Linked DNA regions of Homo sapiens: region 2 is linked to region 1. A link is an interaction called in ENCODE POLR2A ChIA-PET data of the cell type or tissue named here. Cell type or tissue: A673. All regions are shown on one strand.

Region 1 (8,000 bases):
AAAATATAAGTTGCAAGCACAGATTCATAATGGAACATGTTCACTGCAGCATCATTTTTAAAAAGGAAAAATTAAAAACAACTTTAATGCCTAAGAGTGGGGCACTAACCAGAAAAAGTTTCATATTTTTATATGATCAAATATTAGGCCATCATACAAAAGCATTTGTATGAAATATATTTGGTGTCATGAAAAATGCCTCACATTATTTAATAAAATAGTAGAAAATTATATACACATTAGGGTCGTGTGTGTATGTATGTACACATATACGACTAGAAGGAATTCATCAAAACATCATTAGTACTGATATTGGCAGAGGAATTATAGGTGATTTAGCTTCTTTATGTTTCCCACTTTTTTCTTCTGCCGCCCTTAATTTCTTTTGAAAATTAAAAATGTGTATGTATGAAATACCAATCAGAGGAAAGTCTTCAAATTAATTCTAAGCATTTTTAGGACTTTATTAATATTGTAGAATGCATTCATCTGTTTCTGGTACATTTTGCATAATTTGTGTTTCTGTTCATCCCTTCAATTACTTTGTGAAATCAATTGCTTTTAGTTCATGCTATTGAGCCCACGAGACAAATACAGAACAGTGTGAAGGTAATGATGGTTATATTGATGACAAAAAAGAGCCAAACACTCAAATGGCTTGTATCTTTGTGGTTTTTTATTTAGGTACAAAATTAAAATTTCAATTGATGCTTGAGGCTTTAGCCCAACACTTCTTATCCTGTCTCTCAGTAAGATGAGATCTGGCACAACTGATTCAATTAGGTACTTGAAATGCTGCAGAAATGGCCTTAAGGATGCTATTGCTGCTATTGTACACAATTATTTCCTCAGTAATTATCATTATATTTTCATAGAATTTTAAGTAGTAGTTATTCTTGCATATTTTGTAGTTTTGCTTATATTACAAGTTTAACAGGAGAAATACACTATCACAGATTGATCAATACTTGAATATTCATGACAAAAACACATACATTCCTATTAAGAAAAGTCTAAATAGTCCTTTCTAACTCTGTAATTAAAAAAGAGAAAAGCAATGAATCAATTATTTTCATTTATTTGAACCAACATGGGCAACTGCCTACAGAAAAACCATTTATAAATTATTTTGTAAAGTGCTTTAGCATGTATTTGAACTTTCTAAGAAAGAAAGAATGCATCATTGCCTCTTCCCTAAATAAGTAATTATTTCAAGGGAAGAGATTCACACTGAAAATATTTAGGTCAAAATGACCTGTCCTTTCCTAGTCTGATTCAACTAGCACAGAGTCTATATCCTTACCCCACAGCATCTGCCTGCATTGCCACTCTGAGCATCGAGCATCAGGAGTTAACATCAACCTAAGATTTTCAAGGTTGGAGGTAGCCTTGCAAAGACATTGAGTCCATTGGTTCTCAAATGAGTCTGTTTACATAATCATTTTAAGGGTTTTCTGTGAAATAAATAAAATAGAGACAAAATAATATATTTCATAAAGTTAATTGTATTCAGTTTGAAGTCATGTGCTTTAATCTTAGAAAATATCCTTTTAACTTTTTTGGTATTAAAAATATCCTCTGTTATTGAAAGGTAATAAAAAATTAGGTGCCTTTTTTCTTGTTAATGTTCTTACTGAAAAAATTGATGACTCAGCATTGATTTTCTTGGAAAACTGACTGCTTCTGAATATCTAAAGTCTAAGACCAAGTAAACAAAGAGAGCTTGTTTTTTGCATAAGCTTGGAGCAGCTGGTGAGAAAGAAGTACTTGTGGGGTATGGTAGCCTGTGAGCAGCTTTGAAGCAAATGGATAGTGTAAACCAAATATTATCTGAGACAGGTCTCAATCAATTTAGAAGTTCATTTTGCCAAGGCTAAGGACATGGCTGTGACACAAACTCAGGAGGTGCTGACAACACGTGCCCAAGGTGGTCAGACTACAGCTTGTTTTTTTTCACTTTAGGGAAACATAAGACATCTATCGATACATGAAAGATTATGTTGACTTGTTTCAGATAGGTAGGACAATTCAAAGCAGAGGCTTCCAAATCATAGGTGAATTCAAAGATTTTAGTTTATCTGAAGACCTGGAATCTATAGAAGGGAGTATTTGGATTAAGATAGGGGTTGTGGAGACCAAGGTTCTTATTATGCAGATGAAGCCTCCAGGTAGCAGGCTTCAGAGATAATAGATTGTAAATGTTTCTTATCAGATTTTAAAAAGTGCCAGACTCTTAGTTAATTCTCTCCTGCATCGGGAAAAGACGTTGGAAAGGAATGGGGGTTCTCTACAGAATGTAGATTTTTCCCCACAAGAGACAGCTTTGTTAGGCTATTTCAAAATATGTCAAAGAAATTTATTTCGGGTAAAATACTTCCATTTCTTTAAGGGCCTGCTATCTGTCAAGTGATGCTATACTAGAGTCAGGCTGGAATTGCTACAAAAAGTCTATTTCATCAGTCTTAATATCTGTTTTGATGTTAATGCTGGTCAGCTGTGCCTGAATTCCAAAGGGAGGAGGGTATAATGAGGCATGTCCAACCTCCACTTCTCATCAGGGTCTTAACTAGTTTTTCAGGTTAACTATGGAATGCCTTTAGCCATAAGGAGCGGTCATTCAGTTAGTTGGGGGGCCTAGAATTCTATTTTTGGTTTACAATAGGATTGAAAAAATCTGTGTAATCTTAGAGAAATTATTTAACCTAGTTGGGTAATTAATTTCTTTGCTTATACCTGCTGAACTAATGTTACCTTTATCTCAGGTTGTTGTAAAAGTTAGACAAAGTAATGAGTGGTTAGTTAACTCTTTAATCTCTCAATGCAAATGTCACCATCTCAGAAAAACCTCATTTGTTCCACCCTATCTAATGTGCAGTCTCTTTTCACCTACCTACCTGACCATTCTCTATTCCATATAAGGGTACTTATCACCATGGATTTATTTTTATTTCTTTGTTTACTGTTGTTGTTCATTGTCAGTTTTCCCAACCAGAATATAAGAGTCACAAGAGCAGGGACCTTGTCTATCCTATTCCCACTGAACCTCCTGCAAGGAAAATATTGGCAAAAACATCTCAGTACCCAATAAATATTTATTAAATATGAATGAATATAAAGTGTTTGACACAAAAAGACTCAATAAATGTTAGTTCCCTTCTTTCTGACTGAGGGAAAATCTGTCTCCCTAAAATGTTACATAGGCCTTCATCCTCCAAGGCCATGTCTCCTTCTCCAAACATACATTCCCCAGTAAGAAGTAATTCTTTAGGTAACTGTTATTTGATAAGGTCATCTTTATTTCAGAGTTTGCTACAATTAAAAATGATGATGTGATGACAACCTCAAGTTGGGCATTAGATGCAGATTTAGTTTACTGAATAAAAAGAATGCCTAATCTGGGGGATTCATACAGATTGCCAAGGAAATGTCATTTAAAGCCTTCCATTTTAAGACTATGTGCAGTACCTGGTAATTGCTTGTATTAATTTGCATTTCAATCAGTATTGAAAAAAATCTCACTAGGCAGTGGCCTTTAGCTAAATTGTCTTATTCTGTTAAAGCCAACATTAATGAATAAAATGTTTAACTTATCACAAACACACCAAATGCTAGTATTAGAAAAGGGAAAGAAGGAGAGAAGGAAGGAAGGAAGGAAGGAAGGAAGGAAGGAAGGAAGGAAGGAAGGAAGGAAGGAAGGAAGGAAGAGGGTGGGAGAGGTGGGAAGGAGGGAGAGAGTGGGGGAGGGAGGATACTACTGAGCAAAAAGCAAAATCACAAATAAGAAAGTCAAAGGCTTCAGAGTCAGTCTCTACACATCAACACATCAGAAACGAAGGCCTCAAGGAAGGCTTTTATACATCTGAGATGCCAGAAATGGTCTTTTCTGAGGAGGCTGAGGCACTAGCCCAACAGAGAAGTGTTTTTCATTGTCTTTCTTTCTTTTTAAACTCATTTACTACTTAGATTAAAGAATAGTGTTTTCCAACCATAATGCAAACATAGATATCTGGGACAAGAATACAAGAGTCTGAGTCAGACAATCCCTGTCTTAGTCTTGATTGTCATCTATCACTCACTCCAAGTACTCACTTAGTGTCTTGTATATCAGAGACTGGCAGCCATTAAAACTCAATTTGTCAAAGCTCCAGCTCTTTTCCCTTGACAGGAAGAGTGTCCAATGCAGCTGTGGGAAGTGGTGGGAAAATGGACCAGGTAGTTGGTGGAAACACAAGCCAAGACTTAGTATGTCTATGTCTGTTTAGCACAGAACTAGAAGATATAAAAGATATTTAGACTTCCAGTTTGGGGTCCAATATGTAAAATGTTTGTAAATTATCATTTCCATCCTTATGACAAGAAAATGATGGGGGAAAAAAAAACAAAACAGAAATTCAGTGACTTTTCTTGGACCCACTGGATAACTGAGGTCACAGGAGATCTAGGCAGATCCAGAGAGATGCAAGTGAGAGCTGCTCACCTGGACCAGAAGCCACTGGGGCCATAAACTGGTAGGAAAACTTAAATGGTAATTTTGATATATTTCTGGAGGATGAGTGTGGACTAGCTTGAGAGTGAGAATATCCTGGGGACTGCAAGTCTTAAAGAGCCCTTTCATGGGTTCTGCCTCTAGGAATGCTACCAGGTTCTCATGGTCAAGAGCCAAGAAAGATCACCTTCTGGCTATAGCAAGGGGAAGGGAAGAGTAACCATTGCAAAATACGCCTACACGTTCTATATAACAAAGACCTACTCACCAGAGGGAAAGACTTTGCCAGAGGCTTATCTCATCTAGAATAAGGGCATTTTCTCCCACTACAGCACCCTCTAGCATTTATCTCACTTAAGGGAGTGGGTAGTGGGTGAGCTAAGAAACCCTCGAGAAGGTCACAGTCCAGAGATACCTGCCCACTAAAAGATTGAGATTTAAAGATAAGATAATGGCAAACTTCCTCTCCCCCATAATTTACCACCACAATGAAAGGGCTCCAGTAAAGCAACAGGGGATTCAGCTGAAAGAGGTGCAAGAATCAGACTCTTTTTAAGGAGTAATTTTTAGGAAAAACAAAAGACAACAGGAGAGACAAAAACAAGGATGCCAGAAAAGTTGAAGCCTCTGGTACCTACAGCTACAACAAATATCAACACAGTTCAATTACTAGCCAAATTGGCAGAAAAAACTCATACTAAAGGTTCATTTCCCTTAGTTCCCATTACCCAATATATCATGGCCAGATTTCAACAACCACATTACAAGGTGTGCTAAAACACACACACACACACAAAAACATGCTGTGAAGAAACAAAGCAAACATCAGAATCAGATTCAAATGTGAAACAGATGTTGGTACTATCAGGCCTGAAATTTTAAATAATTATGATTATGATTAATATGCTTAGATCTCTAACAGGTAAAAGTAGACAACATGCAAGAACAGAAGTGATATATAAGCAGAGAGATGAAAACATTAAGACAAATAAAAAGGAAACACTAGAAATTGAAAACACTGTAACAAAAGTTAAAGAATGCCTTCAATGGGCTCATCAGCAGATTGGACATGGCTAAACAATCAGTGAGACTAAAGACACATCAATAGAAACTCCAAAACTGAGAAGCAAAGAGAAAGGAGAATTTAAAAAGAAAATAGAATACAACACTCAAGAACTGTCAGATAGTTTTAAAAGGTATAACTTACACATAATTGAAACACCAGAAGGAAAAGAAGGAGAAAACAGAGCAGGAGAAATATTTGGAGTAATAATGGCTGAGAATTGTCCAAAATTAATGACACCAAACCACAGATCCAGGAAGCTAACACCAAGCAGGGAACACCAAACAGAATACCAAGAAATATATTATTTGGTATATTATATATAAACTGTTAAAAACCAAGGACACAGGGAAAATCATGAAAGAAGCCATAGGGGTAAAAGAAAAGTACCTTACCTATGGAGGAAGAAGGGTGAGAATGACAGTGGACTTCTCAGTGGACACCATGCAAGCAAAGAGAGTGACATGAAATACTGAGGGTTGAAAGGAAAAAAATCCACTAATCTAGAAATTTATGTCCAGCAAAAATATCCTCCATAAGTAAGGGTGAAATAACAACCAAGAATAATGAGCATAAGGTATTGTTCCTGCTATTGTAGTGGCTTTTAGCTCCACTCACCCTCAAAAGACAAAACCAAGGGACTATAAGCTGGTTCCAGTAAGCTGATCATCCTTACTGGAAACATGAGGAAGAGGGAGTGACAGAGATCTGGGCTGCATTAGGAAAGACAGTCCCTAAAATTGAAATGTCAAAATAATAGGATTGTTGGTGGGGTGGGGGGTTAATGCAAGGATAGACATAAAGTGTGCTGAATAGTGAGTTTTCAATATGCAACGGGTTGCTTTTATTACTAAACCTCATATCTTTTGTGGCCTCATGGTGTTTCTCCCTAAAATAGCCAACCACATGCTAAGCACCAATTGTACCTAACCCCTCTCGCCTCAAGGAATTTAAAATCTATAGACATTCAGAGAAATACATTAATAATAGTAAAATATCATATAGCAGTAGAAACAAACGCTAAATTATGAGCTACAGGCAATAATCTTTCAGTCAAGTCTAATCAAGAAATATTTATTGAGCTTGTTATGTACTTAATGTGTTTCCCAAAAATTCATATGTTGACATGCTAACCCCCAATGTGATTATATTTGGAGGTGAGACCTTTGGGAGATGATTAGAGTGATATAAAAATCATAAGGGTAGGTTCTAATATGAGATTAATGTCCTCATAATAAGAGGAAGAAAAAGATCCCTATCTCTTCCCCCTGAGCACTTGTACTGAGGAAAAAAGCCTTTTGTGAACAGGTGATAAAGCAGCTTTCTTCAGGCTAAGGAAAGAGGCCTCCCCAGGAACCAAATGGTTCGACAGCTTCATCTTGGACTTCCCAGCCTTAAGAACTGTGAGAAAATAAATTTCTGTTAAGCCACCCAGTCTGTGCTATTTTGTTATGGCAGCTGAAGCAGACTAAGACAGAGCTTTCACTCTGTGTCAGACACTCTTGTAATCTCCAGAAATTTGCATTTAAGGAGTGGAAACAAAAATAAGATAAAGATAGAAGAAAGTTATATATATATATATATATATATATCTGTGCAAGTTGTGCATAGAATTAAAACTGAATAATGTGATTGATGATAGATGATAGACAAATAGATAGATAAGGTTTCCAGGGAAGATCTGTCCTGATAGAAAATATATAAGTTGAGATCTAAATAACAAGAAAGAACCAGCTGTGAAAAGATCAGAGATAACATTCCAAAAAGGGAACAATTAGGAAAGGTGTGAAGTAGGCAATTGGGTGTATAAGCCTGAATTTTAGGGCAAAGGCCAGGAATGGATGTATCAATCTGTGAGACTTATGGATTGTATTTAAAGCCACAAGCTTGGCAAGATTACTTATGCAGAGTATGTAGGCAGGGCACAGGACTGAACCTTTGGACATTCCAAACATTCATGGTTAGGCAGCAGAGGTACCAGGAAAGATGTATGAGAAGGAATAGCTAATGAGACAGGAGGAAAACCCATTTCAATTCTACTCAATAGAAGACTAAAGAAAATATGTTTGCAAAATAACAGAATGGTTAGTGCTGCTGAGATATGAGGAAGATAAGACCATAGAGATAACTCTTGAATTTGGCAACTTGAAGGTCATAAGGGACCTTGACTAGTCTTTGTGGTGTGATGAAGACAAGAGCCTGAATGGTCTGTTATGGAAGCAAGTGAGGTGAGGAGCAGAGATAGTGACTCAAGAAGTTTTGCCATGAAAAGGAGTAGAGAGATGGGCAGTCTCTGAGGGGCATCTAGAGTAGGCACAAAGCTCCATTTAGGTTTAGGAAGCCTAATGGAAATGGTAGTGCCTAAGCCACATCAGGTGAGAAGAACTGTGTGAGGAAAGACAGAAGACCCAGTTGAACACATCTGGCCCCTCTCCTGCTCTGCCTCCATTG
Region 2 (8,000 bases), 84 kb after region 1:
TCATACTCAACAGTCAAATATTGAAAGTTTTTTCTCTAAGATCAAGAAGTAGTAGACCAGGATGCTCACACTATTTCTCTAAGATCAAGAAGTAGACCAGGATGCTCACTCTCACCATTTCTACTCAATATATTACTGGAAGTCCTAGAGAGGGCAATTAGGCAAGAGAAAGAAATATAAGGCATACAAATCGAAAAGGAACAAGTTAAATTGAATTTGTTTGCAGATGACATTATCATATATATAGAAAGCCCTAAAGACTCTACCAAAAAAAAAAAAATGAATTCAGTAAAGTTGCAGAACACAAAGTCAACACACAAAAGTATGTAGCATTTCTATACACTAACCATAAACTATCAGAAAAAGAAAATAATAAAACAATTTATAATAGCATCAAAAAAATACTTAGGAGTAAATTAACCAAGAAAGTGAAAGATCTGTATACTGAAAACTAAAAAACATTGATGAAAGAAATTGAAAAATACACAAATAAATGGAAAGATATCCTGTGTTCAAGGATTGAAAGAATAAATAGTGTTAAAATGTCCATACTACATTTCTTAGTTCCTTTTGTGCTGTTATTGCAGAATACCACAGACTGAGCAATTTATAATGAACAAAAATTTATTTCTGTTCTAGGGTCTGAGAAGGCCAAGATCAAGGTGCTGGCATATGGAACAAGGGCCTTCTTGGTGTGTCATAAAATGGCAATAAGAGCAAAGAGAGGGAGAGACAGGGAGAGAGAGAAAGAGAGGGGAGAGAGAGAGTGAAGGGAGCCAAACTCACCCTTTTATGACAAACCCACTCCCATAAAAACAAAAAAAAACCATCAATCCACTCATGAAGGTGTAGACCTCGTGGCCTAATTACCTCTTAAAGCCTAATTACCCACTTTAAGGCAAATATTCATAGCATTCCACCCAACTCCCCAAAACTAATGTCTTTCCTACATACAAAATACATTGATTCTACCTCAATAGCCCTAAAAGTCTTAATGTGTTCTAGCACAAACTCAAAAGTCCAAAGTCTCATCTTCAACATCATATGTGTGAGATTCAAGGCACAATTCATCCTAAGGCAACTTGCTCTTCAGCCATGAGCCTATGTAATCAAACAAGTTGTCTACCTCTAAAACACAGTGGTCAGATAGACACAAGATAGACATTCTCCTTCCAGAAGGGAGAAAAAGGCAAGAAAAAAGGGATAGCTGGTCCCAAGTAAGTCCAAAACCCAATAGGGTGAACAACATCAAATCCTAAGGCTCCAGAATAATCTTCCTTGCCTCTATGTCCCACCTTATATGCACACTGGAATGGGAATTGGGTCCCCATGGCCTTGGACAGCCCTGCCCTATGGCTTTGTTGGGTTCAGCCCACACAGTAGCTCCCACAGGTTAGAGTCTCATACCTGCAGCTCTCCCAGGCTGGCATTGCACACTGGCAGTGCTACTGTTCTGGAGTGGGCTGCCGCCACCCCCAGGGCTCCAGCAAGCATAGTTCTAGTGGAGATTCTCTTTGGCAGCTATTTCCCTGTGGCATGTTTTCATCTGAGTCCAAAGACTGTTCAATACATCCTTTGAAACCTAGGTTGAGACCTCCACAGTCCCACAACTCATGTACTCTGCACCTCTCCAGGGTTATCACCATGTGAATTCTGCCTACATTCACAGCTGTTCCATCCCCAGTGGTGGTCAGAGCAGCACTTGGGCCTTCTTGAGCCATAGCTGGGGCAGTGGAGAAGTGTTGTTCTGGAATGTGAGGAGCAGATACTTGAGGAGGGACAGGGCAGCAAAAGCTGAAGCCCCATGGGTGCCCTGGGCCCCTCTCCAGAAACCTTGCCCTCAAGACCCTGGCTTGGTCCAAAGATTTCTGAAATACCACTGGAGTCATTCTATTGTCTTAGTGAATAGCACCTGACATTTTTCTAGCCATATCAATCCCTTCAGCAGTCACTTGGCAACATCGTTAGGATTCTCTCCCGAACATGCTTTTAAAATTTTTTACATTGCCAGGCTGACAATTTTCCACATCTTTTCATTCTGCTTCCATTTTAATTATTAATTCCACCTTTAAATCATTTCTCTTTCCTTGAATTTTACTATATGCGGTTAAAAGACGCCACATAGATCCTTCAATGCTTTTCTGCATAGATATTCCTCCAGCCAGATATCCTAGTTCATTGCTTTGCCTGGGCACAGACACAATGTAGCCAAGTTCTTTGCCACTTTATAACAAAGATGATGACCATCCCTCCAGAGCCAGTACCCCAGTACCTTGATTTTTATTTCTGAGATCTCATCAGAATTACCTTAACTGCCCACATTTCTACCAACATTAGGATGGCAACCACTTAAGTAACCTCTAAGAGGTTTCAGGCTTTAGCTACAGCTCTTCTTGCCAGAGCCCTCACCAGAATTACTCTTAATACCTCATTTACAGCAACCTAGGTTTTTTCCTAACCTCCTCTTCTAAATTTTTTCAGCTTCTACCCCTTACTCAATTTCAAAGCTGCCTCTACATTTTCAGGTATTTGTTATAGAAACAGCCCCTCTTCTTGATACCAATTTTATATCTTTGCATTCTGCTACTATAACAGAATATCACAGACTGGATAATTTATGAGAAACAGAAACTTATTTGTCACAGTTCTGGAGCCTGGGAAGTGTAAGACTACAGTATCAGCATCTAGCAAGGGCCTTCTTGAGGTGTCATAACATAGCATAAGGGCAAAGAGAGGGTGACAGAGAGAGAGAAGGAACTGAACTCATCCTTTTTAACAACCCAATCCCGAAATAACAGTATTTATTCATTCATGAAGGGAGAGCATTCATGGCCTAATCAATTCTTAAACATCCCACTTCCTAATATTATTACAATGGCAATTAAATTTCAATGTGAGTTTTGGAGGGAACAAACATTCAAACTATAGAATTACCCAAAGCCAGGCAGGGGCATGGTGGCTCATGCCTGTAATCCCAGCACTTTGGGAGGCCGAGGCAGGTGGATAACAAGGTCAGGAGTTTGAGACCAGCCTGACCAACATGGTGAAACCCCATCTCTACTAAATATACAAAAATTAGTTGGGCACAGTGGCAGGCATCTATAATCCCAGCTACTTGGGAGGCTGAGGCAGGAGAATTGCTTGAACCTGGAAGGTGGAGGTTGCAGTGAGCTGAGATCATGCCAGTGCACTCTAGCCTGGGAAAAGAGCAAGACTTTGTCTTAAAAAAAAAAAAAGAATTACCCAAAGCCATGTTACAGATCCAATGCAATCTCCAACAAAATTTCAATGGCATTTTCCACAGAAATCACAGTCCCTGATTTCAAAATATATTACAAAGCTATAGGAATCAAAACAGCATGGTACTGGCATAAAAACAGACACATCGACACATAGAGGAATAGGATAAAGAGCTCCAAAGTAAACCTACATATTTACAGTCAATTGATTTTCAACAAAGATGCCAAAAATGCAAAACAGGGAAAAAATTGTCTTTTAAATAAACAGTATTGTGAAAACTGGCTAGTCACATAGAGAAGAATAATATTGGGCTCTTCTCTCAAATCATATACAAAAATAAACTCAAAATGTTAGATTAAAGACTTAAATGTAAGACTTGAAACTGTGAAACTATTAAGAAAAACACATAGGGAAAAAGCTCCATGATGTTGGTCTGGGCAATAATGTTTTCAATATTACCTCAAAAGTATAGGCAACAAAAGTAAAAATAGACAAATGAGGTTATGTCAAACTAAAAAGCTTCTTCTTTTGTCTAAAAATAGACAAATGAGGTTATGTCAAACTAAAACGCTTCTTTCACAGGAAAAAAATTAACAGGGTAGAGAGACAACCCATGGATTAAGAGAAATTATTTGCAAACCATACATCTGATAAGGGGCTGATATTCAATATGTATAAGGAAGTCAAACAACTCAATAGCAAGAAAATAAGCCATTTTTGCAGAGAATTCATATAAATGGCCAACAGATATATGAAAAGGTGCTAAACATCACTAATCATCAGAGAAATGCAAATTAAAACCACGGTGAGATATCACCTCACACCTGCTAGAATGGCTTTTATCAGAAAGATGAAAAATAGGCCAGATGTGGGGGCTCACACCTGTAATCCCAGCACTTTGGAAGGCTCAGGAGGGCAGATCACTTGAGGTCAGAAGTTCGAGGCCAGCCTGGCCAACATGGTGAAACCCCGTCTCTACTAAAAATACAAAAATTAGGTGGGTGTGGTGGCACGCACCTGTAATCCCAGCTACTTGAAAGGCTGAGGCAGGAGAATTGCTTGAACTAAGGAGGCAGAGGTTGCAGTGAGCTGAGATTGGGCCACCGCACTCCAGCCTGGGTGACAGAACAAGACACTGTCTCAAAAAAAAAAAAAAAAAAAAAAAGAAACAAGTTTTGGCAAGGATGTGGAAAAAGATGAGCTATGAAAACAAAAAGTTATATTAAAACCAGTGAAAATAGGCATTAAGCCAAAAAACATTACCAGTAATAAAGATGGTCACTTGCATTTCAAAAGATTCAATCCACTAAGAAAACAAAGCAATAGTAAATTTAATATCAACCAATAACAAAACACAAATAGTTCTAATAGCATAAATTCTAAGTATCAAAATCAAAATGTTGAAAGGAGAAATAGACAAATTTACATCAATACTGTGAATCCTAATACATCTTTTCAATAATTCACATCACAAAGGCAAATACCATAAAGGCCCCAAAACAAGCCTCAACAATTGCAAAAGACTAGGGTGCTAGACCTTATTTTCTAATAGCACAACTTACTAGAAAACATGTTGTTAAAAACAACAGTAGAGATTTTGCTAGTTAAGATAGAATAACAGGGACAAGATTTACCTTTTTATTATAGCAACTAGAAAATCAGACAAAGTATATGAAACAACAATTTTCAGACATTGGATGAAAAGCAATTCAACACCATAATCCATGAAGAAAGGGAAACAAGCAAAATGAGCCCTACTATTCCACAGGCTTAGGTCCTAAGAGGCAGTTTCCAGGCTACAGCGGGGAAGAAAGGCTACGGGGGGAAGGGAAAATTCAAACAGGGTTGGGCATCTTGCTATGAGGAGATGGAAGCTTGGGAAAACCAAGACAGCTAGAATTACATAAGAAAGAGCACAGGAGAGGAGGGAACTACAAAAAAAGAGTTCCACAAATCTGCAGAGGCATACTTTTGAGTCTGTGGCTAAGGAAACTACACAGTAAAGAAAAGCCTCTGGAATAGAGTAATCAAAACAATTTCCTAAGCACACAAAACTGAGAATAGGTTGTACGCACACCTGCCAGAGTGAATAGATCTTATAATTGATGAGGCATTGAGTAAAATCTTCAGAAGTGTATTGCCTAAGTAGCAGGGTTATATCAGCCATAGATTAAAGGCCTAACAAAATTAAAACCAAACCTTATAACATTCCAATTGCTACAAAGTAACATTGCAAACCAAAACAGCATCTAATAGTATTAAAAGGAAAACAAAATCTAGCACCAGCAACGTACAATTCACAATGTCTAGCATCCAATCAAAATTGCCAGGTTGGAAAAAGTAGAAAACTATGGCTTACAATAAGGGAAAATATCAGTCAATAGGAACAGTCTCAGAAACAGAGATGATGAAACTAATGAACGAGGATGTTAAAAATGTCTCATATTTCAAGAAGGAAAAGAAAGACATGAACATGCTGAGAAAAGAAATGGAAGATATTTTAAAGGACCTAAATCAAACTTTTAGACATGAAAAAATATAATATCTAAAATGTAAAATACACTAAATGGAAGTAACATCATAATAGGTACTATAAAAGAAGAGATCAGTGATTTAAAGACATAGCCATAGAAACTGTCCAAAATAAAGAACACAGAAAAAAAAGACTAAATAACAAACAAAAGAAATTGAACATCACTGATCTGTGGAAAATATCAGGTATTCTAACAAATATGTAATTAGAGTACAAGAAGCAGAGGGTCAGTGAACAGAAAAAAATTTTTGAATAAACAATATCTTTTAAATTTTATGGAAAAAATATAATCCACAAATCCAATCTTAATGAATGCCAATCAAAAGAAACATTAAAAATGCTAAGGAATATAACCAAATTGCTAAACACCATTGATAAAAATCTTAAAAACAGAGAAAAAAGACACAGGATAAAGAAGTGAACTAGGAAGTGCAGTTTGAAGATATAGAACAAAAAGCTGGCATTATCAGAACATGTAGACAACGGACAAAGTTAAGGGGCACAATATTTAACATTGTCATTTTTCTAATGTATTGTTGTAATGTACATAACTTTCTTTGGTGTCACACGCACACACAGGTACACACACACATTCTTTTTTTTTTTTAACCCCTTTAAGAAAATACATTGGGCCTGAATAGTTTTTTATGCATTACTTTTTCATCCTTCCTCTTCTACTTAGATTATAAATTACTAGAAGACAGACTTTCTCTTAGACTTGATCATTTCCCTGCAAGAATGCTCTACAGACATTCATTTAATATGTGTTGATTTTTTCTTCCCAATGTATTTGCTGTTATATATAGGCAAAAGATAGCTGAAGGGTCCAGGAAGTATCACAGAAAAAGTAGAACCATGAGGATTTCTTTTCACTATGATTCCAAATTTCCTACTAAATGTCTCATGAGAATTATTTTAGATAAGGCATTTAAGAGGTGGGGAAAGCTTTTGGAGAAAAGCTATGAGTAATACCCCAGGACTTGATATCTCTGCGTGCCCTGTAGAAAGAGTGCTCTAAGCACATCCCCAGTCCCTACACAGCCTGATTAAAATTGTCCCTTTTTCTTTTACATTCTCTGCCAGTATTCCTCCCCACCAAATATAAATGAGGGGAATAGTGCACCCAAATTTATCAAACAGCCACCCCAGCACACAGCAATCCTCAGCACACATGGCCTAACCCACATAGAGTTGGCCAGCAAAACTCTCCAACCAGTGTGCACCCTCACTTTGTCTCATTAGCATGCTAGTAGAGCCACAATGATGATTTATTCAAGCTAAGCCCAAATCTTTCATAAAGAAAAAAAGGCAAGGGTGGCCTGGTTAAAAGAGAAGAAGAAAGGATAGAGTCAGAGTTCCCATAAGAACCTAATTTAAATTCTGACCTGGATCTTCATTGATCTCACAAAAGAAACATAAAAAGAACTAGAAAGGGGAGGGGAAAAGGCAGCCTTGGACAGAGCATGGCAAATTGGAAAAGAAACCTGCACACATTCCCTAAAGACAATTAGCTTAATTATTTCTATAGTCATCCACTGCATTCAGTGCATATTGATCGACTTCACTACTAATTAGACTAAATGACCTTGAACATTTCTATACAATCAGTTTCATTCTATAGAAAACTTATTTTCAGTGGTATTTTGATACATGCTAGAAGAGATTCTTTAGATATTTAAAACTAAGAAAGGGGAATACAATATTTAACACTTGTGAAGGAAAAGGTAAAGAAAATACTATGCAAACTATTATATAATTTTCTCAAATTATGAAATTCCATAATCCTATATTCGACCTCCATATATTTACAGCTATATATGAACTTCAATTTCAGCTTTTATAAGTGTGCTTTAAAGAGATCAAAGCTTGTGCCATTTCAGAAAAAGTAATTTGATATTGAATAATGATATTATAAGGAAATTAATAATGAACTTATAATTAACTAATAATTTATTAAATAAAAAATTAAGAAAAACAAAATATATGAAGAATGTTTCTAGTAATTAGATCTGGGGTTCTGGGGTCCTGAAATGGACTGAAATGAAACGGACTACTGAGCAGCTTATTACTGGAAACCCTCAAAGAGTTGATAGGTGATTAAAGAAGATGGAAAGGGTATTACTGCATTGCAAAGGCGACTGGACTAGATGATTCCACAGGTCCCTTCCAAACATGCCACATGTATTGTGCACTTGCACTTCTAGTTAAGGTAACATGGAAATCAAGG

What was found. ChIA-PET counts read pairs that join two places held together with the same protein. Peaks named below come from ENCODE experiments on the same cell type or tissue, not always from the same donor. Only the 100,000 strongest peaks of a DNase experiment are listed, where the experiment ranks them.
Region 2: POLR2A ChIA-PET joins it to region 1 with 6 read pairs; 2 of 35 experiments call an interaction of 5 or more read pairs at or near these places.

The regions. Positions count from the first base shown.
Region 1 is chr14:38,523,550-38,531,549 of GRCh38, forward strand. No RefSeq gene overlaps it. Among named protein-coding and RNA genes, the nearest start is that of CLEC14A, 270 kb to the left of the region's middle. In A673, no CTCF peak of the experiment used is centred here; DNase peaks (open chromatin) are centred at 3,462, 3,762 and 4,122; H3K27ac peaks cover 4,454 bases.
Region 2 is chr14:38,607,056-38,615,055 of GRCh38, forward strand. No RefSeq gene overlaps it. Among named protein-coding and RNA genes, the nearest start is that of LINC00639, 310 kb to the right of the region's middle. In A673, no CTCF peak of the experiment used is centred here; no DNase peak of the experiment used is centred here.